Regions from separate parts of the Mus musculus genome. Here regions 2, 3, 4, 5 and 6 are each linked to region 1. A link is a loop called in an ENCODE intact Hi-C map of the cell type or tissue named here. Cell type or tissue: left cerebral cortex. All regions are shown on one strand.

What was found. Hi-C counts contacts between places; a loop is a spot of excess contacts. Peaks named below come from ENCODE experiments on the same cell type or tissue, not always from the same donor. Only the 100,000 strongest peaks of a DNase experiment are listed, where the experiment ranks them.
Region 2: a loop joins it to region 1, with 2.5 times the contacts of the local background. A loop is called at or near these places in 18 of 42 quality-filtered maps.
Region 3: it touches region 1 in a loop (2.6-fold over the local background); 9 of 42 quality-filtered maps call a loop at or near these places.
Region 4: it touches region 1 in a loop (4-fold over the local background); 11 of 42 quality-filtered maps call a loop at or near these places.
Region 5: it touches region 1 in a loop (6-fold over the local background); 28 of 42 quality-filtered maps call a loop at or near these places.
Region 6: a loop joins it to region 1, with 2.2 times the contacts of the local background. A loop is called at or near these places in 12 of 42 quality-filtered maps.

What each region holds. Positions count from the first base shown.
Region 1 is chr8:35,586,017-35,590,016 of GRCm38, forward strand. It overlaps Mfhas1 (malignant fibrous histiocytoma amplified sequence 1), which reads left to right and starts at 1,773. Exons shown (of 3, transcript NM_001081279.2): 1 at 1,773-4,000. The coding sequence starts at 2,357. It overlaps Gm16793 (predicted gene, 16793), which reads right to left and starts at 3,004. Exons shown (of 3, transcript NR_040376.1): 1 at 2,822-3,004. In left cerebral cortex, a CTCF peak has its summit at 1,748; DNase peaks (open chromatin) are centred at 1,779, 2,344 and 3,121; H3K4me3 peaks cover 2,539 bases; H3K27ac peaks cover 2,277 bases.
Region 2 is chr8:35,496,338-35,500,337 of GRCm38, forward strand. Gm51568 (a long non-coding RNA gene) reads left to right here. Exons shown (of 2, transcript XR_003947532.1): 1 at 1-816; 2 at 995-3,067. Among named protein-coding and RNA genes, the nearest start is that of Eri1, 2.8 kb to the left of the region's middle. In left cerebral cortex, CTCF peaks have their summits at 2,142 and 2,730 (motif pointing right); a DNase peak (open chromatin) is centred at 2,734.
Region 3 is chr8:35,658,277-35,662,276 of GRCm38, forward strand. The region is part of intron 1 of Mfhas1 (malignant fibrous histiocytoma amplified sequence 1); the gene reads left to right. Among named protein-coding and RNA genes, the nearest start is that of 1700015I17Rik, 59 kb to the right of the region's middle. In left cerebral cortex, a CTCF peak has its summit at 189 (motif pointing left); a DNase peak (open chromatin) is centred at 1,923; H3K27ac peaks cover 232 bases.
Region 4 is chr8:35,848,527-35,852,526 of GRCm38, forward strand. No RefSeq gene overlaps it. Among named protein-coding and RNA genes, the nearest start is that of Cldn23, 24 kb to the left of the region's middle. In left cerebral cortex, a CTCF peak has its summit at 2,077 (motif pointing left); a DNase peak (open chromatin) is centred at 2,062.
Region 5 is chr8:35,705,982-35,709,981 of GRCm38, forward strand. It overlaps 1700015I17Rik (a long non-coding RNA gene), which reads right to left. Exons shown (of 3, transcript XR_378890.3): 3 at 2,010-3,116. Among named protein-coding and RNA genes, the nearest start is that of 1700015I17Rik, 12 kb to the right of the region's middle. In left cerebral cortex, a CTCF peak has its summit at 2,045 (motif pointing left); DNase peaks (open chromatin) are centred at 2,081, 2,698 and 2,972; H3K4me3 peaks cover 520 bases; H3K27ac peaks cover 310 bases.
Region 6 is chr8:35,641,093-35,645,092 of GRCm38, forward strand. All of the region lies in intron 1 of Mfhas1 (malignant fibrous histiocytoma amplified sequence 1), which reads left to right. Among named protein-coding and RNA genes, the nearest start is that of Gm16793, 54 kb to the left of the region's middle. In left cerebral cortex, no CTCF peak of the experiment used is centred here; DNase peaks (open chromatin) are centred at 1,759 and 2,373; H3K27ac peaks cover 333 bases.

The sequences.
Region 1 (4,000 bases):
TTCCCTTCCCTTCCTTCCTTTTTTCCATTCCCTCCCTCCCTTCCTGCATTCCTTCCTTCCCCTTCCTTCCTTCCTTCCTTCCTTCCTTTTTCCATTTCCTTCCGTCTTCCTTCCTTCCTTCCTTCCTTCCTTCCTTCTCTTTTCCATTCCCTTCCTTCCTTTCCCCTTCTCTCCCTCCCTCCCTTCCCCCTTCCCTCCTTTCCTCACTCTCTTCCTTCCTCACTTCCTTCTTTCCTTTCTTCCTTTCTCCCATTACTTAAAATATTCTTTCTCCTGATTTAACATTTTAGTTTTTAGTAGCCTGGCTTTCAAAGAACTCCACGTTCTTCTTTGCTTGAAGAAGTTAATGTTACCATGACCTCACACTTTAAACCCTCTTGCTTCATTCAGTCCCTCAGGTGCTGCAGTGACAGGCCTGCAGGAACATGCGTAGCTTCAGGGGCTCTTGTACAGGCTTTTCCCAAGCTTGCTCAGTATGAACTTTGCTCCCAGAAGTCACCTTGCCTCTTGCCTCACATGCTGGAAACCCTGGGTTCAAACTCTAGAACTGAGGAAAAAAATCACTCTAGCCATAGGGATCTTTCAGGACTTTGCAAGTAGAGGATTGTTCCTTGCAGGCAAACTCACCTCCTTTATAGCCGGGGTGATAAGGGGCATGCCTAAAAGCTGACAGGTCCCAGGCACTACTCAGCTCTCTTAAGCAGATAAACAAAATGATCGATTATCTAATGACAAATGGAGAAGAGTTTTCTGAAGACAGTTACAATGGAAGGATAGCTTGTTTGCTTGCAAATTGAGTCTAATTTGTGTTGCCCTTATTATCGTGGTATGGAGCCAACTGCTGGAGCTTTGGCAAGCTATCAGTGACCACACCCTCGATGAAAGTGACTGTCCTTTTCAACCAGTTGTTGCCTGTCGGTGTTCCTCAGATAAAGTGATTAAGCAACTGGAAAGGAGTGGTAGAGGTGATCTCTGCGGTCTTGACAGGTTTCACGGCTTTGATAAATTCGGAGATTACTTGAGTATAGATATGATCTCAAACCAACTTCCTCTCAATGGAAACAAGCCCACACTGAACCCTGCAATAGCGAAAATGTGTCTGATAATACGGTCATTTCTTTGAATCCACAGAATACGGGGAATGTCGGATTCAAGATGTAGCATGTTGCATTCGGCTGTGGCGCTAAATGGGATAGTACAGACTTAAGACATCTTGCATGGCCTCCAACCCCCAGCCACCCACAACAGGCCTGAGATGTGCTGGCTCAAACCAGGGGAGCTGAAAACTAGGCTTCGGTTGACCTAGTACAAATAGTCCCCAATAACTAACTTATCAAATGGATTAAAAGGTTCTTTGCTTTTCCCCCATCTGCCTTTTATAACTACCCTCTTGTTCTAAGCTCCTTGGACACCCAGGTCCTTAAATTCTGCCGGCTCTATAGAGGTGTGGATGTATGGCGCATGGGAAGGATGAGCAAGAAAGCCAGCTAAATCCTATGCTTAGGGATGAATAAGAAATCCTTAGAGGCCAGGACCAACAAAGAACCTGATGCAGGAGAAACCAACCCGGAGACCCCGGAGTCCCACATCAGCTTTGAGGACCGCATCTGGTGCGCCTGGCGCAGGGCGAAGTCCACGTCGCCGGCCCCACTGTAGCTGGACCCCCCAAACCCCAAAGCCTGCGCTTACTTGCAACTCCCGCCCCAGGGGCGGTGCCGGGAACAAGCGGCGCCTCCGCCGGTCACGTGGGGGCCGCTCCACCGGGCGGCGCTGTAGCTTCCCGATCGCGCTCTCCAAGCGCCGGGGACGCGGCGCTCGCGCTCCCGCCCGAGCCGCGGGGAAACGGAGACAAGGAGACGCCTTCACCTCCGGCTCCCCGGCCCTGCGCCCGCAGCATGCCCGCCGCGGAGCCGAGCGCCGCCCTCCTCCTGCAGCTCGCGGAGGTGACGCCGCCGGCCTCCGGACCGCCGCTGCGAGGGTAGCGGGGCTGGAGTCGGCTACCGAGGCTCGGCGAGGCGGGCGGAGCTGGAGGAGGAGCAGGCATCCTCCGCGGCGCGGCGGGCGGCGGCCCTGCTGCCCGGCGCGCCCATGGCCCAGGAGCACGGAGAATGCGAGCCGCGCTGCGCGGCCGCAGCCCAGCTCCGAGCCGCTTGCCCGGAGCCCCTCAAACCTGCCTGCGTCGCTGCCGCCCGCCACCGGCTGCGCTAGGACCCACGGCCGCCGGCCGCGCAGGGGTGGTGGCCCGGGAGCAGCGGGAGCTAGAGGGCCCGGGGGCTGGGCGCCCGCCGGAGTCCAGCGCGGCATGCAGCTGCGGGCTCCGGTACCGGCGTGAGGGTTGTCGGCGCGGGGCCCCGCCATGGCTGGCCAGGACAGTGGCAACCTGAAGACGGTGAGGCTGTGGCGGGACGCCGCCCTGAGAGCCAGGAAGCTGCGGAGCAACCTGCGCCAGCTCACGCTCAGCTGCCCAGGGGCCGGAGGCGACCCACTGGAGTCCCCCGACGCCCCCCAGCTGGTGCTGCCGGCCAACATCGGGGACATTGAGGTGCTGAACCTGGGGAACAACGGCCTCGAGGATGTGCCTGAAGGTCTGGGGTCAGCTCTGGGCAGCCTTCGCGTCTTGGTCTTGCGCAGGAACCGTTTTGCCCGGCTGCCCCCTGCGGTGGCGGAGCTAGGCCACCACCTTACCGAACTGGACGTCAGCCACAACCGGTTGACCATCCTGGGAGCCGAGGTGGTGAGCGCCCTGAGGGAGCTGCGCAAACTCAACCTGAGCCACAACCAGTTGCCAGCCCTGCCTGCCCAGCTGGGTGCCCTCGCCCACCTGGAGGAGCTGGATGTCAGCTTCAACCGGCTGGCGCATCTGCCAGATTCCTTCTCCTGCCTCAACCACCTTCGGACCCTTGACGTGGACCACAACCAGCTCACCGCCTTTCCCCAGCAGCTGCTGCAGCTGGCTGCCCTGGAGGAGCTCGACGTCTCCAGCAACCGGCTGCGAGGCCTACCTGAGGATATCAGTGCCCTGCGTGCCCTCAAGATCCTCTGGCTTAGCGGGGCCGAGCTTGGCACGCTGCCCAGAGGCTTCTGCGAGCTGGCCAGTTTGGAGAGCCTCATGTTAGATAACAACGGGCTCCAGGCTCTGCCCGACGAGTTCAGCCGTCTGCAGAGGCTCAAAATGCTCAACCTCTCTTCCAACCTCTTCGAGGAGTTCCCTGCTGCGCTGCTGCCCCTGGCTGGTCTGGAGGAGCTCTATCTTAGTCGCAATCAGCTCACCTCAGTGCCCTCTCTTATCGCCGGGCTGGGTCGGCTTCTCACCTTGTGGCTGGATAATAACCGCATCCGGTACCTGCCAGACTCCATTGTGGAGCTGACTGGCCTGGAGGAGCTGGTGCTCCAGGGCAACCAGATCGCTGTGCTGCCGGACAACTTTGGCCAGCTCTCCCGGGTAGGCTTGTGGAAAATCAAGGACAACCCACTGATTCAGCCCCCTTACGAAGTCTGCATGAAGGGGATCCCTTACATCGCAGCCTACCAGAAGGAACTGGCGCATTCGCAGCCAGCCGTGCAGCCCCGGCTCAAGCTGCTCCTGATGGGCCACAAGGCTGCAGGAAAGACCCTGCTTCGACATTGCCTCACCGAGGACAAAGTGGAGGGAGGGCAAGGTGGAGGGGACAAGGAGAAGAGCTACCTACCTTTCCCTCCCCTTGGTAGTAAGGGCATCGAGGTGACCAGCTGGACAGCGGATGCTTCCCGGGGCTTGCGGTTCATTGTGTATGACTTAGCCGGTGATGAAAGCTATGAGGTGATACAGCCCTTCTTCCTCTCCCCTGGAGCCCTGTATGTGCTCGTGGTCAACTTGGCCACCTATGAACCTCGCTGCTTCCCTACCACCGTGGGCTCCTTCTTGCATCGGGTGGGGGCCCGGGTGCCTCACGCTGTGGTGTGTATTGTAGGCACGCATGCGGACCTGTGTGGGGAGCGGGAGCTTGAGGAGAAATGTCTG
Region 2 (4,000 bases), 90 kb before region 1:
GGATGGGGAAAGGGGCCATTGGAATAAAGGAGCAGTTCTTTGAGTAAACAGTAGTTTTTCTGGATCTGAAGGATCGAAACATTTTCATTAAAAGTCTCACAAGGTGGAGGAAGATAAAAAGATTTCAATTCTTTGTCTTAAACCCAAGTTTTATAGTATCCATAGAAAAGACTTGTGGTGGTTTAAATATGCTTGGCCCAGGGAGTGGCACTATTAGTAGATGTGGCCTTGTTGGAGGAAGTCTGTCACTGTGGGCATGAGCTTTAAGACCCTCATTCATGCTGGCTGCCTGAAAGTCAGTCTTCTCCTGTTTGCATTTGGAGCAAGATGTTGAACTCTCAGCTTCTCCTGTACCATGCCTGCCTGGATGGTGCCATGCTCCCACTTTGATGATAATGGACTGAACCTCTGAACCTATAAGCCAGCCCCAATTAAACGCTATCCTTCTAAGAGTTGCCTTGGTCATGGTTAAACACTTGTCATAAGACAAGACTCTTACTTGGTATTTCTCACACACTGGCGATTGAACCGGGGTCTCTAAAAAGGCAGCCAGTGCATCTAACCATAAAAAGAAGAAAAATCACTTTTCCAGTCTCAAATTCTGCTTGCTTATTTTTAAAAATATTTTATGCTATTCCATGTATATGAGTATTTTGTCTACATGTGCATCTATGTACACTTCATGTATGTGAAGCGCCAACAGAAGCCAAAAGGTGTGAGACTCCCTGGGATTGGATTCGGATGTCAGCTGCCATGTGGGTGCAGGGAACTGAAACCCAGCCCTCTGTAAGAGTTCTGTGAAAAACGTCAATGACAGTAAGTCTTTCTCCTTTCCTATCTACATTTTGACTTCTGAGAAGAACATTAGAAATAGATTATATTTACCAAATAATTGATATTTGGACTTTTATTAAACTTTCTAACATTATCAAATATGGAATTAGATATCCAATATATCATATAAGAAAAATAAACCTTTCCCTTTTACAATTAGTTTTGCAGGATACATTGAATTTGAGGTTCCCCTAGCACACCTTTAGTGAATGCCTTTAAGAAACAAACACATGAGAGTCACGGAGTTGAGAAGACCCACTCAAAATTTGGGTCATGCCCTCTAATGGCAGCCTACATGAAAGGACCTGGAAAATGGAAGATTGTGCCCTTTGCTTGCTTGCCTGTCTATCTGTCCTGTCTATCTGTCCTGCTGCTGAGGCACTGTTTTCCTAGATGGGACTCCAACAAGACTGAAGACCAGCTGACATCCTAGTAGACTGAACTGCTACAGGAATCCTGACCTTTCATCAGCCATTGTTGGACATTTCAGACCATATCTGTAAACCACTCTAATCAATTCGTGTGTGTTGGTGTAACTTAACATAGTCAGTTTAAAGATTGTAGGCAGCAGCATCCCATGAGTTGGAGTCCTGGGCTTCGTAAAGTGGAGAAAGCAAGTGGAACACCAGAATTCATCTCTTTGCTTCCTTACGCCCAGTTCTCCCACTGCCATAGCTAGAACCATCTAGTACCACATCACTGACTACAGTATGTTATACCTCAAAACTCTTCCAAAATAAGCTGTTTATAAGAAACATCAAGTTATTTGGAAAATTGTAGGGTTTCTCCTGTTGCAAATTGTACACATGCGCATTAAAGTGAGCAAAGGGGTTACATCTTTAAATATCAACACAGAGAGGGCAGAGACAGGCAGATCCCTGTGAGTTCAGGGCCTACTCTGCTCTACATAGTGAGTTCCAGGCCAGCCAGGGTTTCATACTGACACCTTTCCTGAGAGAGAGAGAGAGAGAGAGAAAGAGAGAGAGAGAGAGAGAGAGAGAGAGAGAGAGAGAGAGAGAGAGAGAGAGAGCTGTTTGTGTCATTCGTTAGTGGTGTGTGTGTGTGTGTGTATCCTCTTGTATCCCTGCCTTGCTCCTTACCCACCTGTGGCAGGAGGGAGAGAGCCATCCCTGCCTCCTACTGGCTGCAGCACCCGAGAGCAGAACCCACGCTCCTGGGCAGCACAGTAGAGCTGCCCTGATGGTGCAGGCACAGGTGATCTGGCCCCAAGGACAGGCAGTCTGGAGAGCTGACCCTGCCCCTTGTTGGCTCCAGTGCTGGGTGAGTTAGCTGGGGCGGTGCTGGAGAGCTCACCCTGGTGGTGGGATGTGGAATATCTGCTAGGCTGACCAACTCAGCCACCTCCCAGGCCCAGATCCGGGGCTTTGAGTTGGCCAACCCTAAGATCTACCCCATCTGTGACCTGCTGGAAAGGGCCAGCCCTGCAGAACCAAAGCTGCAGGCTCTCCATGACGCAGGGCAACAACAGGATATCTGAGAGGAGGCCTGGTGAGGATCCAGTATTGATAGTGTAGCAGAAGCCAGAGGCCTCTAATCAGGCCAATGCCTCACTGCAATGAACATTGGCAAGTAAAGGCCTGTGGATACACATTCGGGGACACACTGACATATTACAGCTTCCACGACAAGATTTTTTTAAAATAATTTTTTATTCTATCTTTTCTTTTGTGGGGGAGGTTGTAAGGGCAAAGGGTAGATATGAATAAATGGGCAGATGAATAGGATTGGGGTGCATACTAAGAAATTCACAAAGAATGAATAATTTTTTTAAAAAAAGGAAAAGAAAGAAAGCAAGAAAAACCTGTATTGTATCGAAGTTGAACACAACTGGAGCTCAAGTAAAACTGATCAGAAAGTTCTTTAAGTGCCAGCAGAGGGCAGTCCACCCCAAACTTCTACTTTTGAAGTTTAGTAATCGGTTTTCCTAATTCAAAGTACTAACAGGCTTTCAGTCTGTTGAAAATTGATAAGCACACAGTCAGAGAAGATTTGCTTAGCATTCGAGGAGCTCTAGGTTCAATCTTCCATAACCCCCGCCAAAAGAACTATTAGTCAGGTTTGGCCAGTAGAAAATTTATATGGAAGTGTTCAAATGTTTTCAAAGGTTTATTACTTATTTTATATTCTTACATTAGATAGCAAATTAATTAATTTTACTATGTGTTGTGATGGATGCTGTTGTTTATGATTGGAATAAAATCTTTTCCTTATATTTTGGCACTCTTATTTTGCTGGGCAAGAGGCACACATAAAAATAGGATCGAATGTGGTTTTTTTTCCATTTTTTATTAGGTATTTAGCTCATTTACATTTCCAATGCTATACCAAAAGTCCCCCATATCCACCCACCCCCACTCCCCTGCCCACCCACTCCCCCTTTTTGGCCCTGGTGTTCCCCTGTACTGGGGCATATAAAGTTTGCCAGTCCAATGGGCCTCTCTTTCCAGTGATGGCCGACTAGGCCATCTTTTGATATATATGCAGCTAGAGTCAAGAGCTCCGGGGTACTGGTTAGTTCATAATGTTGTTCCACCTATAGGGTTGCAGATCCCTTTAGCTCCTTGGCTACTTTCTCTAGCTCCTCCATTGGGAGCTCTATGATCCATCCATTAGCTGACTGTGAGCATCCACTTCTGTGTTTGCTAGGCCCCGGCATAGTCTCACAAGAGACAGCTACATCTGGGTCCTTTCAATAAAATCTTGCTAGTGTATGCAATGGTGTCAGCGTTTGGATGCTGATTATGGGGTGGATCCCTGGATATGGCAGTCTCTACATGGTCCATCCTTTCATCTCAGCTCCAAACTTTGTCTCTGTAACTCCTTCCATGGGTGTTTTGTTCCCAAATCTAAGGAGGGGCATAGTGTCCACACTACAGTCTTCATTCTTCTTGAGTTTCATGTGTTTAGCAAATTGTATCTTATATCTTGGGTATCCTAGGTTTGGGGCTAATATCCACTTATCAATGAGTACATATTGTGTGAGTTTCTTTGTGAATGTGTTACCTCACTCAGGATGATGCCCTCCAGGTCCATCCATTTGGCTAGGAATTTCATAAATTCATTCTTTTTAATAGCTGAGTAGTACTCCATTGTGTAGATGTACCACATTTTCTGTATCCATTCCTCTGTTGAGGGGCATCTGGGT
Region 3 (4,000 bases), 72 kb after region 1:
GAATGAGGATAATACAGCAAGTCACTTTGCAGCAGCAGACAGGAAAGAGAGAGGTGGGGAGGGGGAGGGGAAGGGGCTAGAGGGAGAGGGAGAACTTGGCTCCAAACAGGGCTAGACTGAAACCCCCAGAGGCTGGCCCCTAATGGCCCAAGTCTGCCCTACTTCTCAAAAATAGGCTACATCCCACAGCCTGTCAAAATAGTGCCACCTACTGGGGACCACATGTTCAAACCTAGGCGCCTGTGAGGAGTATTTTTGCCTTTAATGGGTAACAATTCTCAACTTGTTCCCACACCACAAACATAGCTTATGTGAGATTTGGTGAGCACCTGAGCACAGTTCCAGCCTGCTAGTTGATCACTTAAATGCAGCAGCCAAAGTCCAAGAGCACACACTGTCTCTTGAGGCCAGAACCCCAGCCTCTTGGAGCATCACCCCCCGGTGCCATGTTTCTTCCCCCCACCCCCACCCCGAATATTTCTTCAGCCTTTAATGTTCTCTCGTGTTCTCCTCAGCTATTAAATCCTGCAGGTAGATAATATTCATCTCTACTTATCAGGACTCTGTAAGTCTATCTCATGACTACACTTTAAAAAAAAAAGATTTATTTATTTTAGTATGTGAGTACATTGTACCTGTCTTCAGACATACCAGAAGAGGGTATCGGATCCCATTACAGATGGTTGTGAGCCACCATGTGGTTGCTGGGAATTGAACTCAGGACCTCTGGAGAGCAGTCAGTGCTCTTAACCACTGAGCCATCTCTCCAGCCCCCTTATGACTACACCTTAACTGAGTCTTTCATTCACTCACTAAATCTCTTTTCCCTTATGGCCCACACGGTTGTTTTTTCCCCAGGTATCTGTGTAAATTTTACTTAAGTTCTAGACAGCTTTGTTGTTTTGCATGGTGTTTATAACTGGCATCTTCAATCTAGATCCAGTTGTTTGTACTGAACAAATATTTTGACTTTCAACACAATGTCTTACGTTGTTGCTATGATAAATGTTTAGTGTTCTGCATAATATGCCCAATAGTGGAGAGATCTGATGAGAGAGGAGAGAAGAAAGAGGCTCATTTCAATGATCTGCTGTTGATGTTTTGAAATGTCCTAGCAGGACTTGGTGTTCTGTTCTTCGACTGAGGGAAAAGCAGTTGTTAGCAGTCACCTGTCATTCTCCTGGCACAAATCTTGAGCCCAAGTAATGAAGCAATTCTTCACAGGGTTGAGGCCCACAGGAGGCTGCATAGTAGTCTCAGCAGACAGCCAGCTTCATTCAGGAGGCCCCTGACATCTGTGTCCTCCCTGATGACCACCTGTGCACACTTTCTCAGAGGAAGAAGAGAGATCATCCTTTAAAGCCAAATGTGAAACGAGTAAATGATTAAGTCCATGCAGTCCCTAAGGGCCCATTCACTCCGAGTCCACATTGAATGAAGCTTCAAGACAGATATGGAAATGGCAGTCTCATAACCTTCTGGCTCTACAAGGCATCACTCATTGTAGTGGGCCAGAGCAGCATTGCCCCATAGCAAGACACAGGAGGATATTCCCACGTGTCTCCATATTGTAAACAGAGTAATGTTATAATTTTTTGTCAGAAATAAAGACTGACTTCCTTTAGGCAGGTTTGTCTGTCTGCTGCGTGTAGTGTGTGTGTGTGTATACACAAAGATGAAAAGAGGTATTCCAAGTCCCCTGGAGCTGGAGTTACAGGTGTACAGAGCTGCCTGAGGTGGGTGGGTGCTGGGACCCAGACTCTGGTCCTTTGGCAGATTAGGAAGCTCTCTAAACAAACATCTGAGTTATCTCTCCATCCCCATAAGCAGGCTTTGGAAAGCAGAACTATACCAGGCTACATGTAATTGTTTTACATAATCTGCTGCTATACTGCCCTATGTAAATATAACTATTTATAGTGCCCACCCACTCTGGGAATTATCACTTTGGCTTACTTTGCTATGGATGACAGACGTGTAATAGAATCGAACTTTTTTACTTGAATTTTTTTATATTTCTGGTGAGGCAGAGTTTTGCCTGTGATAACTGATGGTCTAACCTGAATTGCATGCTTTCATTGTGCTTGGATGAATTCTTTATATATTTGGAAAATCCAGTTTCTATAGAATCTTATTGCTGCAAGCTTATGAAATGTCAGATAGGGTGTTTAGCATTTTTTGTGTGTTATCTAATTTAATTATCACAGTATCTCTGTCACAGGGCATTCTGATATGGTGTTTAAGTATTGAATTGGGTGGTTCTTGGTTTAAGTTCTGATACCACTGTTTCCTCTTGTGACCATTGGTAAACTTTATATATCCTGCAAGTCTTCCTTTGTGTTATATTTTTATTTTGTGTCTGTCTGTCTGTACCACCTCACTGTCTATATGTGAATGTATGTATATATATATATATATATATATATATATATATACACACATATATGTGTGTGTGTTATGTATGTATGTATGTGTACGCATATGTGTATGTACATATGTTTATGTGTTCATCTCTCTATGTCTGTGTGTGTGTCTGTGTGTATATTTGTGTATCTGTGTCTGTATGTCTCTCTCTCTCTCTCTCTCTCTCTCTCTCTCTCTCTCTCTCTCTCTCTGTGAGTGCATGTGTGTAGAAGTAAGAGGAAGATGCAGGCATCATTCCTCTCTGGGTTCTAGGGTTTGAACTCAGGTCACCAGGGTTGGCAAGCATCTTTACACTCCGAGCCATCTTGCCTGCCCAGTTTCCTCTCCTATGTATTGGAAATAACTGTCCCTGTCTTACATGCTTGTAAGGATTGAGAGAGTGCATATGTGCACCATCATGTACACAGCACACACTCATTTAATATCCATTGAGACAGTGGGTGTTTTCTCTTTTTTCCCTGGGTTAATTTAGGTTGAGAACCACCAGTCTAGCTGGTATAATGGAAAAGACCCATGGGCTACTTTTGAAGTAAAGGGGGATTTATTTAGGCTTAGAATTTTGGAGTCAAACCTAAGGCTAGGCAGCCCATTACTTTAGGCCTTGCACGCCATGGCAGGAGCACATGGGCAAGTAAGTGCTCACTTCTCCAGCCAGGAAGCAGCGTGAGAGACTGACTCAGGGTCCACAGTCTCATGGGCATAGCTCAAGGTCTCAGCTTCGAAGATCAGCAGCACCTACCTACCAGACCTGCCACCCTGGGTATCGAATTCTGACCTCTGAGGGGGCACCCAGCTCTAAAGAAAACCATCTAGCTGACTCTATCAAAGCTGCTGTTTTTATAGAAGTTGGTAACCAAGGCTTAAAAGTATTTGAATTATTTCCAGTTCTGTGCCTTGTGCTCACCAAAGGCTACAGTGTTGCCAACAGTCAAGCAGCTCTGTGTGGTTGGTGCCAGGGACCCATGCATGGGGTAGGGCTCAGAACCTGCAGTCCTTATCTGGGTACTCAGCCAGCCTGGAGCAGATGAAGCTGAGGCATGTCAATCAACTAGGAGAGAATTTCCAGTGGGAAAATAGGGATGCCCAGCTTGTGCTCAGGCTTTGGGTTTTAAATGAAAAAAAAAAAATTACACCTCCCACCCACATATGTAGCAGATGTGCAACTTAGTCTTCATTCAGGTCCTCCAACAACTGGAGCAGGGTCTGTCCCTTTATCTGCTGCCTGCCTGTAGATCCTGTTCCCCCTAACTGGGCCACCTTGGCCTCAGTGAGAGAGGATACAGCTAGTCCTGTAGTGACTGATGTGCCCACCTGAGGGGATTGTACCTGGCCAGGTGGAGGCTCTTCTCAGATGAGAAGGGGAGAAGGGAGTGGGAGGAGGAGCTGCGAGAGGGAGGACTGGGAAGAAAGGCGGCCTAATATTGGAATGTAAAGTGAATAAATTACTTAATTTTATAAAAGAAAAGAAAATATACCAAAGAGGAGCCAGGACCATCTGAAAGCACTCTGTCCTCAAGGCCCTGGTAGTACTGTGAGTCACTGTAGGCTGCTTGGATTTCCCAGACTCGCAACTCTT
Region 4 (4,000 bases), 260 kb after region 1:
GAAGCCTCATGGTGACCGCTTCCAGCCAGAAACCTGGTTCTCACTGGAACAGCTTCTTAAATGATCCTGCCATCTTTCTTTGTGCGGTGGTCAGTCTTACTGTGACAGTCGGAGTGCTTTTCTCTATTTGGGTAGGCTTAAGTAGAAAGAATGCAGAGGCTTGCTCTTCTGCATGAAGCAAAAACATAGTTGGTACCTTAGAATGTTGAGTTAATATTTTCAATCCTGTCTTCATTATTTTTCCATAAGGAACTTTCAAGACTCCAGCTTGACAACGGCAAGGACCTGACAAGGGTTCCTTTCCGTTTTAAGATCCCACCAGACAAATGAGTCATCGGGACGGGAACCTACTATAAAGTCATTCATCTGAGCTGCATGGGACAACCCACTTTGACCAAGTTGGATTAGAGTTTATTATTCAGTATTTTGTTTTATGTCGTGATAAATACCTTCTTAAAGTCACATGTGTTATTCTGAGCAGAGTTTCAGAATTCAGAGATTCAGAGGTATAAATATTTGATTGAATTTGAACTGTACTGTTTATGATAAGTTAAAATGAGCTATTTTGTTTTGTATATAACAATCACACACACACACACACACACACACACACACACACACACACACGCACGCACGCACGCACGCACGCACGCACCAGCAGTAACTACGATCTGGGCATCCTTGCACGCAGCACACTCAGCCCACATCTGCCCTTCTCTTCTGCCAGGATGTGCCATGTGACTTCTTCCTGTGCTCTCCTTGCTTGGCAGAAGCTCATATCTTGAGGACAGCAGGAGCCGGGCCATTTGGTAGAACCAGCTCTACCTGTATCACCATCAGCCAACACACCTTCAGGCTGAGCAAGACAAAGTCAAAACAAACGAGCAAGCAAGCAAACAAACACCTCTGTGGAGCTTGGTGAGTGGAGATCTGCTGTGTAGGCTTAAATTTCTTTCTTTCTTTCTTTCTTTCTTTCTTTCTTTCTTTCTTTCTTTCTTTCTTTCTTTCTTTCTTTCTTTCTTTCTTCCTTCCTTCCTTCCTTCCTTCCTTCCTTCCTTCCTTCCTTCCTTCCTTCCTTTCTTTAAGTAAAAAACCTACTTTATTTTGGGTTCTTAAACACTTCAACCTCCCTTCTAACCCACCAATCAGAGGTTGGGGAAAAAGAAGGTTAATAGAAAAATGGTGTTGTGGACCTGCTTACAAGGAGTTCCTTGGAGTGGTTCCGCTCTTATTGTCAGGATACCAACAGTCCGGTCCAATAGCAAACATCATAACACCAACCAGTAGCAGCCGCACCATCCAGCAGAAACAGCAAGGCTCCGCCGAATGGGCACAAGTCAGCGGAAGCGGACCGTTCTGGCTGGAATACCACAAGAACTTCTTTGGCGCATTTCTGTCTATAAAGTAAAGAGCAACGAAGACCAGTGAAGACCAGCGAGGCGTTGTATGGCGTAGCAATACGAGAGCACCCTCCTATTGTTTGTGGGGTTCCATTTATATTCTTTCTAAACATCAACCGCCCTCTCAAGTGTCTATTTTCAGCAAAAAAAAAAAAAAAAAACATTACATGCCCTCTCACAAGACGGCGTCAGGAAAACATCACATGACACAACTGGGTTGTTAAAGAAACCAGAAATTTCCACTTCACTGCTGTCTCTGCAAGGACCAGTGCAGGCAGCTAGGTTTTAAGGGAGCAAAGGGCCAACTTGGTTTTTTTTTCCCCAATATTTTGCTCTAATTTTCTCTAGGATGAGCTTTCTCTGCCTGTGGATGCGTTTCCACGGCTTTCCCTACACATCTTTAGGTACCAGCAGCAACTCCTTAGATTTCTCCTGCTCCTGACTAGGGAGCAGGCGTCATGGCGTCTAGTGGACTTCCTTTTTAGTCACTCGCCCTGGCTATGAGCTCCCTTCCTCTATGTTTGCTCTCCTTTGGGGTTCACGGGGAGAGGGAAGAAGAATGGAAGATCTCAAAAAAGTTTCAGACTGACGTCCCTCCTTACGTCTTGCCCGCTTCTGTGTGCCAAGGGACAAATGTTGATTTTTTTGTCCTAGAGCGCCCTCTTGTGGCTCCACAGGGCACAACCTTCTGCGACCCCATTGATGCTCGCTCGGAAGCTGCTGCAAGTGTTCCTTTCCGCAGAGGCACTTCTAGAGGGGCTTCATTTCCTGCAGCCCAGGTCAAGGACAGTTTCCTTCTGTTGGGCGCGCTTCTGACTCATAGGAACCAGAGCTTCTGTGAAGCCTCTACTACCTTACGCTAGCCCTCTCCTTTCCACCCCTTGCCTTTTCCGTTGCTTAAAGCTCAGCAAAGCTTTTTTTTTTTTTTTTTTTGCTGTGGCTATGGGTGGGATAATAGTCTCTTGACTATTTTCCAAACGGCAGGTGGATTCATTTTCTCACTCGGTCTTCCACGTCTCTTTTCTGTATCTAGTCAGAAGTAGGTGAGTGGTAGAGGGAGACTTTTTTGTTCTTGTTATTTGTTTATTTTTACCTAGTCCCAGTGAGGAGAATTACTTAAAATCTCTACGGTTTCAAAGGACGCCAGGCCCCCCTACCATCCTGTTTAGTGATCCCTTGGCCTTCCCTTCTGAACTTGGGGGGGAATGATGGGTAATAGGCTTATGATGGGGGGGGTGGTATTGAGAATCACTGCTAGTTTTGCAGAAACGGCTAACAGCCTGATCTACACATAGAGGTATTCACACCACCGACCGTCAGTTTGAGACCCTTGGATTAAACTCTATGTTTAAATGCTCGGGGGGGGGGGGTTCAGTGTTAGCCCCCTTTTACAAAAGATCAAACTTAAGACTCAGAAAGGTTAAGCAGCCCACCCAGGTTTTGTATGACGAAGGCATGGTGAATGTGAACTTATTTACTGTCTTCCAATATCCCACCAAAACCGTTATTTCTTAAAGACTCAGAGGGAAGAGGGAGGAGGAGGGAGGCGGGAGGACGGAGGAGAGAGGGAGGATTATGACTTAAGCTCTCAGTTCAGAATTTGATGGAAAGGGAAACCTGGCTTTAAAGTCAGCTTCACAAACACACCAGGTCTGATCTCTTTTGGGATCCAAATTGAGCTGAAGGTTCTGTTATTAAAACAACAACAACAAACAAATAAACAACAACAAAATCCCTCAAACAAACAACCAAGATGTCATGGAGTTTGGGTGAGTGTTTGTAGGTCTCTAGAGTTCCGAACAAAGGCTGATACCTGGTGGTTTCCAAAGCCCCTTTCCCCTTTACTGTGGACTAATAGGGCCAGGGAGGGAGGTGGAAATCAGTTACATTGTAACACTTGTGGGATGGAGGTAGAAATCAGTTACATTGTAACACTTGTGGGATGGAGGTAGAAATCAGTTACATTGTAACACTTGTGGGATGGAGGTGGAAATCAGTTACATTGTAACACTTGTATAAAAGGATGGACTCGGCTATTGTGAGGCTCAACTCCTTTCTCTTTGCTGTGTGTGATGTTGGTGTTTAGAGTTTGTTTTCCACTGATACTTGTGGTGGTTACCTCAGGCTGACGCCAGCAGAGCACACTCACCCGGTGACTTGACACCACCAGCACCTGTCCCCTCACAGTCAGAGAGGTCAGAGGTTCTCACTGCAAAGCTTCTTGCAGAACTGGCAAGTGGCCCCAGCCACTCTTCAATGTCCACATGTACAGATCATGAATTTGACTCTCAAGTGGAAGTCTCTTGCATCTCTCATTTTAGATGTGTGTTGATAATGCAATTGATTTCCACCTTCTTTGCTAGTCCTGTTACTCTACCCAGAGAAGGAAAAGGACTTTGGAAACTGTGTATCCTGAGCTCTTGTTCTGAACCTGAAAGCTAGAGACCCACAAGCACTCATCTAGACTCCACCTGGCTGGTGTTGTTTTCTATATAAAAGAAAAGGTTCGTCTCAAAGGCTCTGCAAACCTCTGCTGCAAACCTCTCCACTGGTTAGTCACGTCCCCATAGAGCACACAGGACCCTTCTTACCTAGGAGCC
Region 5 (4,000 bases), 120 kb after region 1:
GATCTGAGATCGCAGGTCATACCGCCACATCTGGTTTATATGGCTCTAGGGTGCAAATGCAGCGTTCATGTTTGCCGTGCCCTAACCACAGAGCCACAATCCCAGCCTAACTTTCCCCAGGTTTTCTAGAACTTGCTTTTCAGCAGGCATTTTGAATTTTGCATCAATCATAACCCACACCTAATTTGACAGGCTTTTTGTGACTCAAAGGCACTTTCTGTTTGACCTTGTTTGACGAGTCCCACGAGAGACTCTCTGCCCTTTTCCTTTCTTTCTTCCTGCTTCTGTGAGGGGCCATTTCTTGAATTTCTTTTTGAAGGCTGGCCTATTCTATGCTGAGACATATCTCTGAGCCCTCGTTTGACAAGTCAAGACTGTGAGGTTACAGGAACCCATTTTCTGAACAACCCCCATGCCTCAGGGACCTTAAGAATTGTCACCGTGTTAATTGTGTACATTTGGACAGAGCCTGACAGAATGTCTGATATTTACCAAACATTTTAGGAACTAGGATAGAAGCCTCTAAACCCTGAGAATTCTAAATACACTCTCCAGATATTGAAAAAGCAAGGTGTGATAGTAAAATCTATTATTCTGTCAGTACCAAACAATGAATCCGATACTGTTTTATCTTTATTTATCCCCAGAAAATGAAGGTAAATCATAATACAAAATTAAATGTAAAAATCGAATAAGATTGTAAATTGATGTACAGTCTTCAGATTGACTCACATTCATCTCCGCCATGTGCATCTTGTGGCTTTAATGTTATCCACCTTCTTTAGTAGTAAGAAGAGCTGGCTTGCTGGATGGGCATGGCAGTGTACACCTTTAATCCCAGCACTTGGGAGGCAGAAACAGGCAGATCTCTGAGGCCGGCCTGGTCTACAGAGTGAGTTCCAGGGTAACCAGGGCTTCACAGAGAAACCCTATCTTGTAAGATCAAAACAAAACCAATCCAGCAAAAAAATTAGCTGGCAGATACAGCCAGTCAAGGCGCAACTTCAGGGCATGAATTCTCTTAGTCTTTGAAGTAACTATATAAATTAGGTTCCAATATATCCTTTCGGCAGAAGGAGGAATGGGCATGAGGAACCAGTGGCCGGAAGTGTGTGACTCATGAACAGCAGGACACAGACCCAAATTCTGAATGTTCACTACAGTCTGGCTCTCTATTGATGTGTTTTGCTGTGTCTGAATTATTATTGAAACAAATTTAAAGGCTTATTACTCTTGTCTGTCCCCCACTGAAGCTTATCTGGTCATCTCCCTCATAGCTCATGCATTAGTGGTCAGAGAATGGTTAAGAGCCAGCCACAAAGGAGAACATTTGTAGCACAAGGTTGCATTGCTTCCCATGGCCAAATTCAAGTTCCCAACCTGAGAAGAGACATGCGCTAGCACCTCATTGCGCAGTATTTTTCTCACACAAGCCCCACAAACAGCACAGACTCAAGACCACAGGAAGTAACAAAGTAAAAGATAGAGAACAATTTTTTCTTTTTTTTTAATTAGATATTTCTTTTATTTACACTTCAAATGTTATCCCCTTTCCTAGTTTCCCCTCCGAAAATCCCCTATCCCCTTCCCCCACCCCCTACTCCCCAACCTACCCACTCCCACTTCCTGGTCCAGGCATTCCCCTATACTGGGGCATAGAGCCTTCACAGGACCAAGGGCCTCTCCTCCCATTGATGACAGACTAGGACAGAGGATGACAATTTTCTTAATTTAAATGTAAGTTGACTAATTATGCGTTATGGAAGTGTAATTGGTATACTCTAATTCTAATTAAAAGGTTACATTTCTGGAAATTAAACAATTAGCTCTCAAGGTCCCATCCTTCAAAGGTAGTTCATTCTACTGGAAGTTTGTTTGTTTTGAATGTAAATTAAGTCACGGGTGAAACGGAGGCCTTGAATCACAGTCTCAGTGGAGTCACTACTGAGTCTTCTAAGGTCACAAAACTGCTCACCTAAGGGCAAATGAGGGCTGACCTCTAAGGCAGAGAGGTTTGCGTTCTGTTCTGCCACCTGGTGGCTGTCATTGGAAACTGCTCCTGTTCGCAGCTGCTCTCCAGTGCTCGCGGATGGAACGTGTCACGTGACCCTTCCTGGCGTACTCGCCCTTGAAGCTATAATTAGGCTTGCCGTAGATAATCGGACTCTTTTCATTCTATCGTCCCCCCATACTAAGATCTTTAAAAGAAATTCCCACACGTGGGGCCAGAGGGCAGTTGAGTGACACATGAGCGGTTTTTTTCTTTGCCCCCCCTACCGTGAGCAAGCACCTCAGCTGCTCAGGGTGGAAAAACAGCTATGCCCAGGCTTGGCTTGGAAATGTCACCCAGGGTCTCCCTTATCCTAGCAAAGCTCATCTTGCTATTGTTTAATTGGTTTACAGGCACTTGGGAGTCTGGATTTTAAATATTCCTTCCCAAGATTCCCCAGTTTCCTGGGTTGAATATAGCCACAATCCCAGTTTCAATTGTCAATCATGCACTTCCATCCATCAATCCTGCGGTATCATCGTGGACCTATTTTTAAGACAATGAGAACATCCATCTGTACTGTCGGCTTGGAAATGATAAGGTCATTGTTGCTATGCTAACCCATACGACAGCTCCCATCTTTAATGTATTTAAATGTAATCCTCTATTAGAGGGTGGCTCCCAACCATTCTCCCATCTTCTTCATTTTTGTGCCGTCTGCTCGGAATCCATTCATACCACGGACATCTGCTGAGCTCAGTGGCAGGCTGGTATCTTGGCTGGGTGATGTAGACAGAAGATGAAGCCCAGGAGAACACTTGAAAGGCTTGGTGTGGTTCCCTCAGAGTGTCAGGAACTCTTCTGAGGCCTTATCGACTGAGCTCTCTGGCTCAGAAGGGGACACATTTGGAAGCATCTGCTGAGGCAGGGTGCTGCGGGTGCTGCTGATGAGAGTGACTTGCTCTAAGCAGAAGAGTTGGCAAGGGTTTGTGATGCGCACCGGCTGACCTCAAAGTGAATGTAGAATTTGGTCAGAAGGAAAGGATAGGAAAGCTGTGGAGATTCCAGAATAGAATCACAGAGTCGCAGAACCTGGAGTGAGTGTGGCTGGAGGGTCCTGAAGCAGCTGTAAAGAGAAATGACAGCAGAAACCAGCATGGTAGGCAGATCTTAGGTGCCATTATCATGACAGGAAGCATGACTCCATCTATTGAGAAATAAAAGAACAGCCCTGTATGCAAAGTTCGGACAGGGCCAGGCCCACATGAAGTTGCCTATCCAGCTTTGTGGGGCATCTGTGCCAAACTTGGGTGGCTTTCTGTTACAAATGCCAAAACATTGGGTTTCTAACACAATAGTGATGAGGACATGGACATTTTAAATATGAGATACAACTATGGAAGCCAGTTCTGCAAAGCTGTGTTTCATAAGATCTATGCGTGTGGTTTCATTAAAAGGGAGAAAAAAGTAACCCATGGTAAGGAAATAAAACCATTAGAAGAAAAAGTTAGCCCCAAAAACCTAGTAGAGAAGAGCAAGGGGGCAAGAAGAAAGAGGAGGAGGAAAAGGGGGAGGAGGAAGTAGAGAAGGAGGAAGAGGTGGAAGAAGTGGAGGATGAGGAGGACCAAGAGGAGGAGGAATGCAAGGAGGAGAAGGAATGCAAGGAGGAGGAGGAGGGGGAGGAGGAGGAGGGGAGGAGGAGGAGGGGGAGGAAGTATAGGGAAAGGAAGGGGAATGGTAGCTTGAGAGCCCAGAATAGGATCTGTGGCAGGTTCTAATGACGGCCATGTGAGACATGACCTATGTTTAATGAGGTCAGAAGTAAAAGGGAAACAAGATCTGTTGAAAGATAGATGGTGAGTTTCACTCATATCATTTGGGAGGTTAGAGAACTAAAAATGATCCAGAGACCAGTTCTACATTTGATCTCAGTGAGAAGGCCAAGAAGCTAACAAAGAATAGATCTCTAAAGTAATTCAGTAAACTGTCACCAAAGGCTTGTATGTTCTT
Region 6 (4,000 bases), 55 kb after region 1:
ATGGCAAAGGGAATGGACATTCAGACACAAGGAAGAGCTTTGTCTGGGCCTTGGAAAGGTTTTCTTTGCTTGGGGATAATGGGGTATTTGCTTACATTAAAGTTTCATGGCTACCAAAGTGGGCAGGGACAGCTGGTAACCTTCTGAATAGTGTTCAAGGAATGAAGCTTAACCTAGGGTCAGAAAGGGCTGCCCTTGAGGAAGCTGGAGGATGGACCCAGAGGAGCCAAGGAGCCCTCTTCACACATTGGGGGTAGAACTTCTACATCCTTGCTGCTGGACCTGCATGGGCCTTCCTCAGAAAACTCGGGAGACAGTGTTGCCCCCAGATTCATCACATTTGTTCAACTCTAGTTTCTTAGCCAGCAATTTCTCCTGCTCTGGGTGGGCTTGCAAATGAAGAAGACATGAGCTTTGTCTAGGTTTAGAGTTCAGTGGATCACTGGGAGTCTTGGATTGAAAACTCTTATACAATGATATTGCAATGCGTTTATCATTTGCTTTCTTCCTTGGGGAAATATCTTTAAATATGCCTACGAACTGGCAGTATCTAGAGCAGAGTGTATGGTCCAGGCAGTAGTCTCAGTCCTGTAGAGTAGGGCCTGGGCTGGTCCTGTTTTTCATTTGAGATGCTTCAAGAGAAGGCTGGGCAAGGTGGTTACATACCAGTACTCAAGAGGGTAAGGTAGGAGATCTGCCTCAGATCAGTCAGTCTATGGTGAGATCTGGGAACTGCCTCCTTTAAAGACAAGCATAGGTCAAAGCTACTGGTAAAATCCTGGGGCAGATTTTCTTTCCTCTGATACACCCAGTGCCTTTGATCTGATGCTCCAGTATGTAAGATCTCAGTGACTCTTCCTAGGTAGCAACTTGTGAGACCTTTCTTGTTTCTCTAGCCTTTTGAGGTCTTTGTTTTCAGTGTTTGTTTTTACCCTGTTGATTCATTCTCTTGGTTAGAAGACAGGCAAACAACATGGAAGCTCCTCTGTATATTTTCATAGGTCGTGACTTGGTACGTCCACAGAGATGGGACCTGAGTCAGGCCTTCTCAGAGGTCTGCCATTCACACTGCCCTCAGAGGGTGAGGAAATACACTGTAGTAAATGGTGGCTGAGGCAGTTGAGTAACTACTGGAAAAAAGAAAGTGTTCTCTCCTTAGATAGCAATAAAATTATCTGCTTGAAAGGTTTAGACTTACTGACTCATAAGAGGAGTAAACCTTATTAGATACAGCGTAGAGCAGAGGCAGGGGATACTTTCCTGTTCCCAGTCTAACAAACTCACAGACCTTATAAAGAAAAAAAAAGTCACATCAAAGTTTAAAGGTTTCCTTAACCTTTAAATTCTGTGAATGAAATCAAATAACAAATAATATTTGGGATGGGGGAAAGATTGTTTGAATGTATGTCAGAGGGCCATTGCTTTTGCCTAGAAATAAATGCTAGGAATCAACAAGAGTAATAAGCTAGGTGGGCTTATGTCCTTTCTAGAGGTATGAGTGAGGAAACAGAGTAGCCCTCGCTGTTTAAGAAGGGCAATGAGGGCCTGTGGGACGGCTCAGTGGGGAAAAAAGGCGCTTGCTGCCAAATCTAGTGGTATACAAAGTATCTGCTCCTGTGGCAGTAACAAAAGCACAAAATGCATGTGAGACTCTTAGCAAAGATCAGAAGCACGTGTGTGTGCACAGCACAGAGCTCTGGAGTGTTCAAAGTAGCACTGTTCTCTCATTCTGTCATACCACTTAGGAAAGATTCACAGCATTGTGTGAAAAAGCTGACTCGGGCTTTACAGCATGTGTGTTAAAAAAGAAATTTTAGGAGCTGGTATGTCAGTGCAGAAGATAGTAGCTATAAAAAGGAAACAATGCTGTCAAAGTTATATTCTCATGAAAATGTCCTTGTGTAACTCAGCCTTATGTACAATGAAAAAAAAAATAGAGCCGAGCAATAAGAAAAGGAAAGCAAGCCTTAATGGAGCGTATTTTTCTTGTGAATAAGAAGTTCACATCACCGTCAGGCAGGTTGGTATAGACTCTCCTCTGTGCTGTCCCTGAGTTGCCTACTGTGTTTCTGTTCTACAGGACAAATTGTATGGGCCCCTGTTCTCATGGTAACCAGATGTTGTCATTCTACCAGATCTCACATCTGTCCTTCCAAGCAGGAAAAAGGTGCAAGGGTGGGGTGGGGGTGGGGTAGGGGAGTAGCCAGATGGGCATGTCTTATATCAAGAAGCAGGAAAATACTGAGAAGTTCCCAGCTGCCTTGTACTTAAATTTCACTGGCTTGAATTACCGAAGGGTTCCCCAGACCTGCAAGGAAGTCTCTGAGAGCAAAGGTTTTATGTAAGCTTGTGTTCTGTCTTCACACACAATCCAAGGCTCAGCGAGCCTGGAAGAGGGCAGACGAGAGGGAATGCTGGGTAGGCAGAAAGGCCTGGGATCCAAGCAGCCTCACACCCGTGTCTGCTGACACTCTCCACAGAAGGAGCCCGAGAGATGGATCAGCATTTACCTTTGCAGAATGGCTGCCAGTCGAGAGGAAGAAAATTATTTTCTATAAAAAGGAAACAATGCTGTCAAAGTTATATTCTCCTGAAAATGTCCTTGTGTAACTCAGCCTTATGAAAAAAAAAAGAATATATATTCACTTTATATTGTTCTTTTCCACTGAGATTTTAAATAATAATAATACCACCACCACCACTAATGCATATGTGTTAACTTTAAAGGAAGCTGGTAGGAAGTTGATATCCGTCCATGACCAGAACCTGTGGGATGCAGCTGTTCTGCAAGTTCCTTCCACGCAGGGCCATGGACCATGTGTCTTTAGCCTCAGTTGGCCAATGAGAGGTTCACTTGAGTGCGTCTGTGGTTTCTTCTTCCTTAGTGCTGCCTCCAGCTAAGCACACAATCCTAGCGTCCAGGAAGAGGGAAGACTCAGTTTCTTCTGCCAGAGAATGCCAGTAGCTCGAATGGCCCCTTAATCTATGTGTTCCCTCCAAATGTTGAAGATGTGGCCCCAGTTCTGAAGACTGTGGTGATTGCATTTGGGGAAGGGTATCTTTGAGGAAGTAATGAATCCTAGGATGACCCTTCATCCAGTAAGGCTGTTCTCCTCATACAACTAGAAATGGGATACACTCAACACAGAGGAAGCCTCCCCAGACACACAGAAAGACAGAGAAGTTGCTGGTTTCCAACTAGCAAGAGAGGTTTAGGGAATCCAGCCCTGCCAAAGCATTCATCCCAGTGAGATACTAAACGTCCAATAAGCCCTGCAGCCTGCAGACTTTCACAACAGCCAGGCACTGGAACTCAGGCTGGTAGCCTTCCCTGCTTTAGGGAGAGTGGTTCTTCATGATCTTTTCTGCTTTGTGGTGCATTGTTTGGGAAGATGGGGTAGGCATGAGGATGGGGCATGCCCTAGCATGGGATGCTCAGTGGGATGCTCACAGAGCATCTCTAACCCAGTTTTACTGGCTCTCCAGGGCAGCATTAACCCAGCCTGCCTCCTCTGTCCCTCTCCCTAACATTCACAGGGAGTCTAGCCTACGTAATACTGACTGTGGTCTAGGAGCAGGAAAGCAAGCAAGCTCTGTCAGTGGGAGGCCAGCACAGCCTTTCTTCAGGGCCTGGATGCTGAGTGCCTGGTTCCTCTCGCCTATCTCCCTGTGCTCTGACCCACCAGCTTCACCTAGCTTCAGAATGCATGGGTACCCTCCTGAGTACCCATGAGTCTTTGCCTGGCTCTCACTGTTAAATCTGTCCTGACCAGAGATGCTTTGTCTTTTAGAGATGGTCCATATCTCTGCAGTGAGTGAGATATAAGAGCAAGATCCTCCATTGTATGAGTTACCCTGGAACTGACCTGGGGATTTGAGTGTGTTAGGCAAGTCCTCAGCCACTGAGCCATAGTCCCTGTCACCCAGAGTCACCTCATAACATAGAGCCAGGAAGCATCTTCTGTCTCCTACCTACTGTCCTTCCCTTGAACCCAAAGTT